Regions from separate parts of the Homo sapiens genome. Here region 1 is linked to region 2. A link is a loop called in an ENCODE intact Hi-C map of the cell type or tissue named here. Cell type or tissue: PC-9. All regions are shown on one strand. Each heading gives the region's core, and the rest is flanking DNA. Links, peaks and the distances in the headings are about the cores only.

Region 1 (5,382 bases), core at 65-5,064, 54 kb after region 2:
GGCGGCGTGTCCGGAGTTTGTGCCTTCTGATGTTCGGATGTGTTTGGAGTTTCTTCCTTCTGGTGGGTTCGTGGTCTCGCTGGCTCAGGAGTGAAGCTGCAGACCTTCGCAGTGGGTGTTATAGCTCTTAAGGAAGCACATCTGGAGTTGTTCGTTCCTCCTGGTGGTTCCTGGTCTGGCTGGCCTCAGGAGAGAAGCTGCAGACCTTAGTGGTGAGTGTTACAGCTCATAATGGCAGTGTGGACCCAGAGAGTGAGCAGCACCAAGACTTACTGCAAAGAGCAAAAGAACAAAACTTCCACAGCGTGGAAGGGGACCCGAGCGGGTTGCCATTGCTGGCTCCTGGAGCCTGCTTTTAGTCTCTTATCTGGCCCCACCCACATCCTGCTGATTGGTCCATTTTACAGAGAGCTGATTGGTCCGTTTTGACAGGGTGCAGATAGGTGTATTTACAATCCCTTAGCTAGAGGTAAAGGTTCTCCAAGTCCCCACCAGAGTAGCTAGATACAGAGTATCCATTGGTGCATTCACAAACCCTGAGCTAGACACAGGGTGCTGATTGGTGTGTTTACAAACCTTGAGCTAGATACAGAGTGCCCATTGGTGTATTTACAATCCCTTAGACATAAAGGTTCTCCAAGTCCCCACCAGACTCAGGAGCCCAGCTAGCTTCACCCAGTGGATCCCGCACCGGGGCCGCAGGTGGAGCTGCCTGCCAGTCCCGCGCCCTGTGCCGGCACTCCTCAGCCGTTGGGTGGTCGATGGGACTGGGCGCCTTGGAGCAGGGGGCGGCGCTCGTCAGGGAGGCTCCAGCGGCACAGGAGCCCACGGTGTTAGGGGAGGCTCAGGCATGGCGGGCTGCAGGTCTGGAGCCCTGCACCGCCGGGAGGCAGCTAAGGCCCGGCAAGAAGTCGAGCACAGCAGCTGCGGGCCCAGGTGCTAAGCCCCTCACTGCCGCGGGCGGGCGGGGCCGGCCGGCCGCTCCAAGTGCGGGGCCCGCGGAGCCCACGCCCACCCGGAACTCGCGCTGGCCGGCAAGCACCGCGCGCAGCCCCGGTTCCCGCCCGTGCCTCTCCCTCCACACCACCCCGCAAGCTGAGGGAGCCGGCTCCGGCCTTGGCCAGCCCAGAAAGGGGCTCCCACAGTGCAGCGGCGGGCTGAAGGGCTCCTCAAGCGCGGCCAGAGTGGGCGCCAAGGCCGAGGAGGCGCCCAGAGCGAGCGAGGGCTGTGAGGGCTGCCAGCATGCTGTCACCTCTCAGAAAAACGGTTATATACTGAAACTGTAGGAACAGCAAAGAGATTAAAGATCAAGTAAAGAGCAACAAAGGTAAGTAGGAAAACTCTGTTTCATTTCAGGAGAGAACATATGCTCTGATTGGTTTATTCATTATTTATTTCATTTGTCAATGCACATTGCTGTGCTACTTAGCGGCATACAATAGTTAACTGCATTTAAACAAGATAAATAAGCGAATTCTAAAATAAATGAAAATGCAATAAATGCTGTCATTGAATAAGTGTAGAGATTCTGCCAGCACATAGCAACAGGATATCAAGTTGGGTCTAAGAAAAAAACCCACAGGTATTGATATTTAAAACGATGTTTGAAATATAAAACCTAGGAAAGGGAGGGGAGTGAAAACAAGTGCATTGAAGTTAGTATAATCATGGAGGCAAGCAGGCAAGTTGGAGTTCAGCATACTGAACACCCTATGCAGCAGAAGTCAAGCGCAGCTGATTCTGAAAATTACCTGGAACATATTTAGATACACAGACTCTAGGATTTCTTATTTTTAATGTTCAGAATTGGTGTCTTGGAGAATATACATTTTAATAACCCCCAACCCACCTTTTCTGATGTAGTTAGTCACCTCCTCAGTGCATAGAACCACACTCTGGAAGTTCCATCATGCAGAAATTAACAATTTAGGGCCAAGCATAAACGGATCAAGGACGGAGTAGCTGTAAAGCTAAGTCAGTCTGGAACTTTGAGCAGCCAAAGCATAGGAAGGTGAACAGAGCAGGTGTAAGGAGGTCCCTGGGAGCCTCTCCAGTACTGACTGTCAGGCTCAGGCTGCTTTGTATAAGGTGTCAGTTCTATAACCTGGGTATCAATTAAAATAAGAGCAGATTTTGCAGAAAAGACAATCAATGCCTTTAAGGTGTGTTTTACCTGAATGTAACTGGAGGCTATTTCAAATTAGCAGAGGCATAAAAACGGAAAAAATTACAATGGATAAGGACACAGTAGGCTTTTTGAGTATCCAGTTCAAATGAATGCAGCTGCAACTGTTTGTGGAGATGCTGACAGGGTGACATGAGTCACTAACTTGCGTGTTTGGGCTAAGTAATAGGGAATGGAAGAATTGACCTAATTAAAGTTGTATTGCCATTGGAATGTTGGTGTGAGATTAGTTTCGGTCATTTCACTTGTGATGGAATTAACCAGCTGATGTGACTCAGAAGATAGATTGCATCTCAATGTCTTATAGTTTACACACTAAAGAATTCTTCCTCAGCGCAAGTTCAAGGTGAAATGCCTTCTTAGTCTATAGCTGCAAGCATGACTTGTTTAACTTAGAAGAAACGTATGGAATTGATACCTTTTTTATTACCATGTGTAATATGCAATGTGGTTTGACTGGGGCCATTTAAATCATCTGTTCCCTTCACATAACGACCTTTGATTGGGGGCAATCAACTTATTGTGGTGCAAAAGTCATCGCGGTTTTTGCCATTACTTTTAATGACAAAAACCGCGATGACTTTTGCACCAACCTAATACCTAAGCAGAATAACTATTATGAAACCATGTTTGTACTTGTATTGTCAAATTCTGTTGCTTCAGTGGGTTTTCTTCAAGTAATTTTTCTTTAAAAATAAAGCTATTTGACAGTTTTTCTCAAGGACCATGTCTATATAGGCAATGGAAACTGGAGAACTGGACTACTATCCACTGAATATAATAAATCATAAGTCAAGGCCAGCTCTATGCAAATTGAACAATTTGTCCATGTTTCTCCATGAAGCCCCTGATCTCCTCTTAAACAAAGAGCCCACTATTTTAGTGGAAGGTCTCTTCTATCTTTAATCAAAACTGATTTCACTGAGCCCCAAACTATCCAAGGATATTATATTTAAAAAAGAAATAAAGTGTTAAAAATTACAAGATAATTATTTGCATTTTAACTAAAATAAAGTGTGAGAATGTAGGTACATTTTAACCTGCTAGAAAGTGGTTTGAGTGGTCAGATTTTGCCTGAATAATTTGCCTAACATACCCTCATTTCCCTAATTTGCAGTATTTTAACCTGAATCACTTAATTTCTTATATTAGAAACAAATGGTATTCAATAAATGCTTCTTCCTGGAGCAGAATAAGCAGATGACTGCCTTAGAGTCAGTCCAGGGCTGGTTTCTCCAGCAACCCAGGCACACTTCATGCTCAGTGCTTTTTGCGCTTGCTGTCCCTTCAAAGTTTAGATATCCTTATACATTTCTCCATTGAGTGTTTATGCAAATGCTTTCTTCTCAAATTTTTCAGGATGATCTTCTATGAAAGCTTAACCCATTGACTACTCCCTGAAATTCTTAATCCCACCATTCTATTTTTTACTTAATACTGATCACTAATATAGTGTGTATTTTATACATCGCTTGTTGTCTGTTTCTCTCATTACAATGTGAGTAAGCCTACTGAGAACAAGACTCATTGATTTGCTTATTTCTGTAATCCTAGACCCCAGAGGAGGGCTTGAGATATAGCTGACACTATTTTGAAATGATTATATAGTCACAGAAAGTTACACAGAAGTACATAGAGTTCTTGAGTATGGGATCTCATTAATGGGTTCATCTTGCATAAATAAAATACAATACGAATACCAGAAAACTGAGACTGGGTATAATGTGTGTATATAGTTCAATGTCAGTTGATCACATATGTAGACTTGCATAATCACCACCAAAATCAAGATACAGAACTATTACTATTTCATCACAACCATGTCTCCCTCCTGCTACCTGTTTATAGTCACTCTTACTCACTTACCCTTACCATTCCTAACAGTCGACAACCACTAATATGTTTTCTTTCATCATTTTGTCATTTCAAGAATGTTATAGATATGGAAATGCCTGTTCTTTTATACTGCTGAGTAAAATTCCGTGGTATTTATAGAGGATAGTTTGTTTTTAAACTATCACCAATTAAAAGACATGTTGGTTGTGTCCAGATTTTTGCTACTACAAATAAAGCTTGTATGAGCGTTCATGTACAGGTTGTGCGGACCTATGTTTGCTTTTATCTGGGATAAATGTTTACAACTATAATCATTGGGCATTGGTAAGTATATGTTCAGTGGTTTTAAGAAGCCTGCCCAACAATTTTCCAGAGTGGCTGTATCATTTTGCATTCCCACAAATAATGTATTAGAGATCAAGTTCCTTTACATCTTCCACATCACTTGGTATTGTATCTATATTTTATTTTAGTTGTCAGAATAGGCATGTAGCAATATCTCATTATGGTTTTAATTTGAATTTCATTAATGGCTATTGATAATAAAGGATTTTTCATGTGCTTATTTGTCATTTATATATCATTATTGGTAAAATGTCCCTTCCTGACTTTTATAATTGGATTTTTTTTTTACTCTTGAGTTTTGAAAGTTTTTTATATATCCTAGATATGAGTATTTCGTTAGTTTGCAATTTTTTCTCTGTTTTCAGCTTTTTAAAAATTCTTTTAACAATCTTTAATGAAAAAGGATAATTTTGATAAAGTTTAACACGCAGATATTTTTATTTTATGAATTGTGATTTGAGAGTTACGACTAAAAATTCTTCACTAAGCTCTGTGTTCTAAACTTTTTATCCTATATTTTGTTCTAAAAGTTTTATGTTAAGTTTATAATCTACTTTGGACTATTATATAAGTTGAGATTTAAGTAAAAGCTCACTTGTCCCGTTATGGACATACAATTACTTCAGTACCATTTGTTGCAAAGATTATCTTTTCTTCTATAATTTGCTTTTGAACTCTTGTCAAAAATCACTTCACTTTACTTATATAGATTTATATCTAAATTCTCTACTTTGTTTCTGTGGTTTGAGTATGTATTCCACCATGACTACCTGACAGTTTTGATTACTGTGGCTATTTAATAAATAGTGAAATTGGGTAGACTGATTTCTTTCATTTTATCTGTCTTTAAAATATATTTTTCTAATCAACTTCCTTTCCCTTTTCATATAAATTTTAAAATAATCTGACTGTACTTTAAAAATCTTGCTAGAGTTTTGCTAGAAATTGTTTTATGCCTGTAAATCAGTTTGCGGAAAATTAACATTGTTACTTATTGAGTCGTCAAATCTATAAAC
Region 2 (5,382 bases), core at 53-5,052:
TCCTTTAGTGATTGCCTGTCTGAAAAAGATTTTATTTCTCCTTCACTTATGAAGCTTAGTTTGGCAGGGTATGAAATTCATGGTTGAAGTTCTTTGAGGATGCAGAAAATAGGTCCCCCAAAAGGTCTTCTGGCTTGCAGGGTTTCTGCTGAGAAGTATGCTGTTAGCCTGATGGGGTTCCCTTTTTATGCAGTCTGATCTTTTTCTCTAGCTGCTTTTAAGATTTTTTAAAATTTCATTTTGACCTTAGACAGCTGAGTGACTACATGCTTTGGTGATGTTTGTTTTGTATAGTATCTAGTAAGCGTTATCTGAATTTCTTGTATCTGGGTGTCTACCTCTCCAGCAAAGTTAGGAAAATTTTTAAAAATTATTCTCTCAAGTACATTTTTTGGATTGCTTACTTTTTATCTTGCTCTCTCCCTGTAGTGCCAATAATTCTTAGGTTTGGTTGCTTTACATAATCCCATATTTCCTGGATACCTTGTTCAAGTTTTAAAATTCTTAGTTCTTTATTTTTTTCTGACTGGTTTAGTTTGAAAGACAATTTTCAATTTCTAAAATTCTTTATTCTGCTTGATTTAGTCTATTGATAAAACTTTCAATTGCATTTTGAAGTTCCTTAAGCGAGTTATTCAGTTCTGGTAGCGCTGAATGCTTTCTTTATAAGATCTTTACCTCTTCCTTTACTTCCTGAATTGTTTTACAGGTTTCTTTGTGTTTATTTTCAAGCTTATCTTGGATATTGTTCAGTTTTCCTGGAATTCATGCTTTGAATTCTCCATCTGACATCTTATGCCTCCATTTAGACTAGGGACCATTGCTGCAGAGCTAGAGTGAGCCTTTGGTGGTCATAAGTTCAGATTTTTAATGGTGGTAGAATTCTTATGCTAATTCCTTCTCATCTGGAGAGGGTTCTGTTGGGTTGGGTCTTTTAACTTTGCTTTTGTAGTCCTATGCACTTCTATCAGCAGGTTTTGTATTGGGCTGTGCAGTTTGACCTACAGGCCAGTAGATGATATTTGCAGATAAGAGCCAGCTGCCGTACGAGAAGTTGGGTATTGATCTGATCTTTGTTTTATATGAGGCACCTTCTGTTATTTCAGGTGAAGGGTTGGACAGTGGGATGCCCTGTGTCCTGAGCTTCCTGTCCCATGGGGGTGGTGGTTAGGGAGCTGGAGCCCCTGGTTTGCCCATGAATATCCCAATGGAGAATGCAGGCACCAGCCCTAACAAGGGTGACTGGGGGTGAGCTCCTGGTGAAATGTGCTGAGGTCTCTGCAGGAGGAGTGAGGAGGCTGCACTGGCTTCCTATTCTAGATAGGCAGCAATACAATCTGTTTCCCTATCACACCTTTGTTTCAAGGCTCATAACTCCCAGTTCAGACACACATTATAGTCTATCTCTGGCCCATAAGGTGATTGAGAGCCACAGGAAATGCCTATTTTGCAGCTCTCTGTGGGAGTGATTTTAGAACATAATCTCATCACTCAACTCGATACAGATAGGTTTAAATCTCACCTGTTCTCCAATGTGGCAGTACTGTTGCTTTTTGTGAAGTGCAGGGAGGGGGATCCACCTTTGGACCCATGTGAATGGGTGTTGGTTGTGGTGGTGTCAGCTGCTTGGGTTGGTCTAACCTCAGGCCCTGAGAAATGTGGTCAGGTGCCAGCAGACTTAGGATGGGGTAGGTAGTTCTCCAGTTCCCAGGCTCCTACATGGCTTGCTGGACAGCATGTATGAGTCATAAAGGGGCTGGATTGGGGTCAGGCTAGCCCCAAGTTCAGGAGCTGGCTGTGTTGTGGGGGCAGGTGAGCTAGTCCCCGGGTCATCAACCAACGTCTCAGGCAGGGGCAAGTGGAATTCTGAGGTATTGGGAATTTAAGAAAATTCTACATGTTAAATGTTCAGCCAGGTGGTTGTTCTATGGGCCTTTCACTGGAGAGGGCAGAAATCCTCAGCTGCATAATGAAGACTAGCAGCTATGGGACATGTGACACACTTGCACTTCTCTCCCATCCAAATGATGACGAACTTCACTGTTGGGATCACTTGAAGGTGCCAAGCATTGTCTGTTATGTCTGGGAGTTTTGTCCCACGGGAATGCAGAGTCATCACCCACCGCAATGTTCACAAAGGGGTGGGACTGCTGAGCTGGAAACCTGAGCCTAGCCTTGCCTGACTCAGAAGTGGGACAGAAGTCTCACAGTTTGTCATCTGTAAGTTTCTCCAGGGGAATGCTGTGCTGTGCCCACCAGCAGAATTTAGGTGGGCGCAAAGTCACTGCAGTGGAAGTCTGAGCAAGGAAGAGCAGGGCATTGTGACCACTCCTCTGCACCATGACTACAGCCTCTACTGGGGCTGTGGAAGCTGGTGTCAGGCTGCTCGGGGATCCAAGTCCTGTGGGCTCCACATAAGCTTGAGTGGTGCCTATGCAAAAAATGCCAGAGGGGCCAGATGTGGTGACTCACGCCTGTAATCCCAGCACTTTGGGAGCTCGAGGAGGCGGATCACAAAGTCTGGAGTTTGAGACCAGTCTGGCCAACACAGTGAAACCCCATTTCTACTAAAGATACAAGAATTAGCCGGGTGTGGTGACACACACCTGTTGTCTCAGCTACTTGGGAGGCTGAGGTGGGAGAATCACTTGAACCCAGGAGGCGGAGGTTGCAGTGAGCGGAGACCACGCCGTTGCACTCCAGCCTGGGTGACCCAGTGAGATAACGTCTCAAAAAAAAAAAAAAAATGCCAGGAGGCCCTTTGTGTTGGTCTAGAGGCCTAGGGGATGGGGGTTGGGAGGTTTGCTCATACCCAGGATTGTGAAGGTGCATGTGGGAAGTGCAGATTTCTTGGGGACTCTCACTTACTCATCCTTTCCCCATGTTAGAGAGTTTCTCCTGGCCCCACGCTGGTTTCAGGTCAGTGACTGCCTAACTTCTCTCTGTTTTCTGTGGGTTCCCCCATTCCATGGTGGATTCTGACAAAGTCCCTTAGATGATTCTCTTGAAGCACTGCTCTTTACTCTCCACTTTGTTTCTTCTCCATGAGATTGGTGCACACTAGCGGCTTCTACGCAGTCATCTTGAACCTCCCAACTGATGCTGGATTCCTGATTCAAAATAAATTTTTATTTAAAGTATTCTTTTTATATATAATCCCTGCATTAAATGACATTGTTGAGAAACTTGATTTCATTTTCATTATCTTTCATTTCTTTGCTTGGGATTATTTTAGATATTCATTTTCTGTGGGAGCTTTTAATTATTCCATTTGTCTTTGATTTAAAATTTCAAAAAAAAATTTGGTTTGGGATTTTGTTTCTTTTTTCTTTCTTCATTCTAATCTGACCCTTTGAATTGAAGCACAGGCATATACCTTGAGTTTTTGGAACGTTCTGCTATTATTATATCTGATTATTTCCTGTCTTTTATATTATTTTAGTTATTCATGGAAAGTTACCCCTATGACTTTGGTTAAGCTTATATGATTATTTTATTTTCCTCTTGATCTCTATCACTTTTGATTTTGCTTGTATATTTGAGATAAATAGTTGACATCTAGGTGATATTCCATTTATTTGTATATTATCTTCAATTATATTGTTTAAACAATTATTTCTTGTGCTATACTTATTCCTTTTCAATATTTTATTTGTTGTTGTTTAAATAAGGCTTTTTTTACTTTTATAGAATATTGTACTTAATATTTTGTTTTTCTTGTTTCATTGTCTTGTTAAAACATAAACTTAGGCACATTAAAATCTTAAAGAGTTTCTTTGAGCATAACGTCAATTCACAAACTGGGCAGCACTAGAGCACAAGTGGGTCAGGGCTCCCCTGAAAGTGCACAAGGGGAAAAATTGTACAAAGTGTTCTCAAAAGCCAGACAGAGAAAATATTTGATTGGTTAAAGTGGAACAGTAGCCTTCTTCAGTTAGATGTTAATTGAAAGTTTCTGATTGGTTAAGCTACTCCAAGTTGGGTTTTTGTTTGTTTACCTAGGAGCACAGAACACTGGAGCTGTCTCGACCTTATGGGTTCCAATTAATTTTTTAAAAAGTTTTAAAGCTTATTTTCTGCACTGAATCATCTTCGTTTCCTTCAAATTATTGCTTACTTTCCTTTTTCTGTCCCCTAATATTTTAACCTCAATCATTTTCTTTTACATTCCAGGCTTTTGTTAAGTATACTGTGATTATTCATTTCAACTTCTTCATTTTATGTTACTTTAGTTTTAGAGCAAATAAATAATAGAGTTGGTCAGAATCTCTCTAAATGCAGGCTTGTTTTGAGACATGAAAAGCTTTGTCTTATCTGAGTGATGAGAGACCTATAATTTGGCAGAATGAGAAGGGCTTCACTCTGTGGTGCAATCGTCCATAGTTATTTGCCATAGTCTTTTTTGACAACTTACTTTTCTTTAAACAGAGAAAAAAGACTCAGGTTCTTTGCCTGGGATTAAACACTTTGCATAATTTGACTATGGATAGGGAATAATGTCATAAAGTCAACTTCCTATATATGGAATGTCAAGCTCACTCTTTTTCACAGCTATTTTTTACCTATTTTAAGCCCTATTGCTATAAAAGTTAGGAAAGTTCTCAGGGACATGAGTTCTACCTGACTGGTAAGGGGCTCACAAGATTTTAATCTGTAAGATACAGATGTGTGTGTGTATATATATACACATATATACATATATATGTGTATGTATATGTATATATGTGTATATGTGTATGTGTGTGTGTATGTGTGTGTATATATATATTTGTATATTCCAGCTGCCCCAGGTATTCTTTATTTTATTTACTTTCTCGAAGGTTGCTAAAGAACTTCCTGTTTTACTTTGCCATTTACATTTATGTTTGCTGAATATGGAGTGGAGATTTTTCTTGTCTATGATGAAGACTTTGGGTTTTCTTTTTGTATTTTCAACTGTTTTTATTTCTCTATTAATCCAGTTCCATCCAATTTACACACAATTGATATTATACTAAATAGCCACATTTTTTACTCTATGACACAGTTAAGAATGCATGTACCAACATCAGAATATTGTTAAAGTATTATATAAATTAATGATGGCATAAGTATGGCATAACTCCATATATGTTCTTAGCCTTGTTATTATTATCACAACATTTTCTGTCATTTCTGAGCAAGGGATGAAAAACCGTTAGAATTGTTCCGATATTCCTACCTCTTTTTCAATGCTTAGTATCTGTGCATGTTAGAAATTATAAATTTTAACATGACAATTTCTCAAAAATAAAATAAGATGGCTATCTGGAAATGACAGTATTCTATTATTAAGCTTGAATGATATGCAAGAAACAGATCTTATTAGATGGATTCTCCATCATTTGTTTAACTAGTCCCCTA

Evidence for each region. Hi-C counts contacts between places; a loop is a spot of excess contacts. Peaks named below come from ENCODE experiments on the same cell type or tissue, not always from the same donor. Only the 100,000 strongest peaks of a DNase experiment are listed, where the experiment ranks them.
Region 1: it touches region 2 in a loop (7-fold over the local background); 1 of 110 quality-filtered maps calls a loop at or near these places.

What each region holds. Positions count from the first base shown.
Region 1 is chr7:145,696,675-145,702,056 of GRCh38, forward strand. No RefSeq gene overlaps it. Among named protein-coding and RNA genes, the nearest start is that of CNTNAP2, 420 kb to the right of the region's middle. RefSeq lists silencers at 3,268-3,468, 3,888-4,088. In PC-9, for the core only: no CTCF peak of the experiment used is centred there; a DNase peak (open chromatin) is centred at 2,437; H3K4me3 peaks cover 979 bases.
Region 2 is chr7:145,642,497-145,647,878 of GRCh38, forward strand. No RefSeq gene overlaps it. Among named protein-coding and RNA genes, the nearest start is that of CNTNAP2, 470 kb to the right of the region's middle. In PC-9, for the core only: no CTCF peak of the experiment used is centred there; DNase peaks (open chromatin) are centred at 1,675, 2,105 and 2,485; H3K27ac peaks cover 3,965 bases.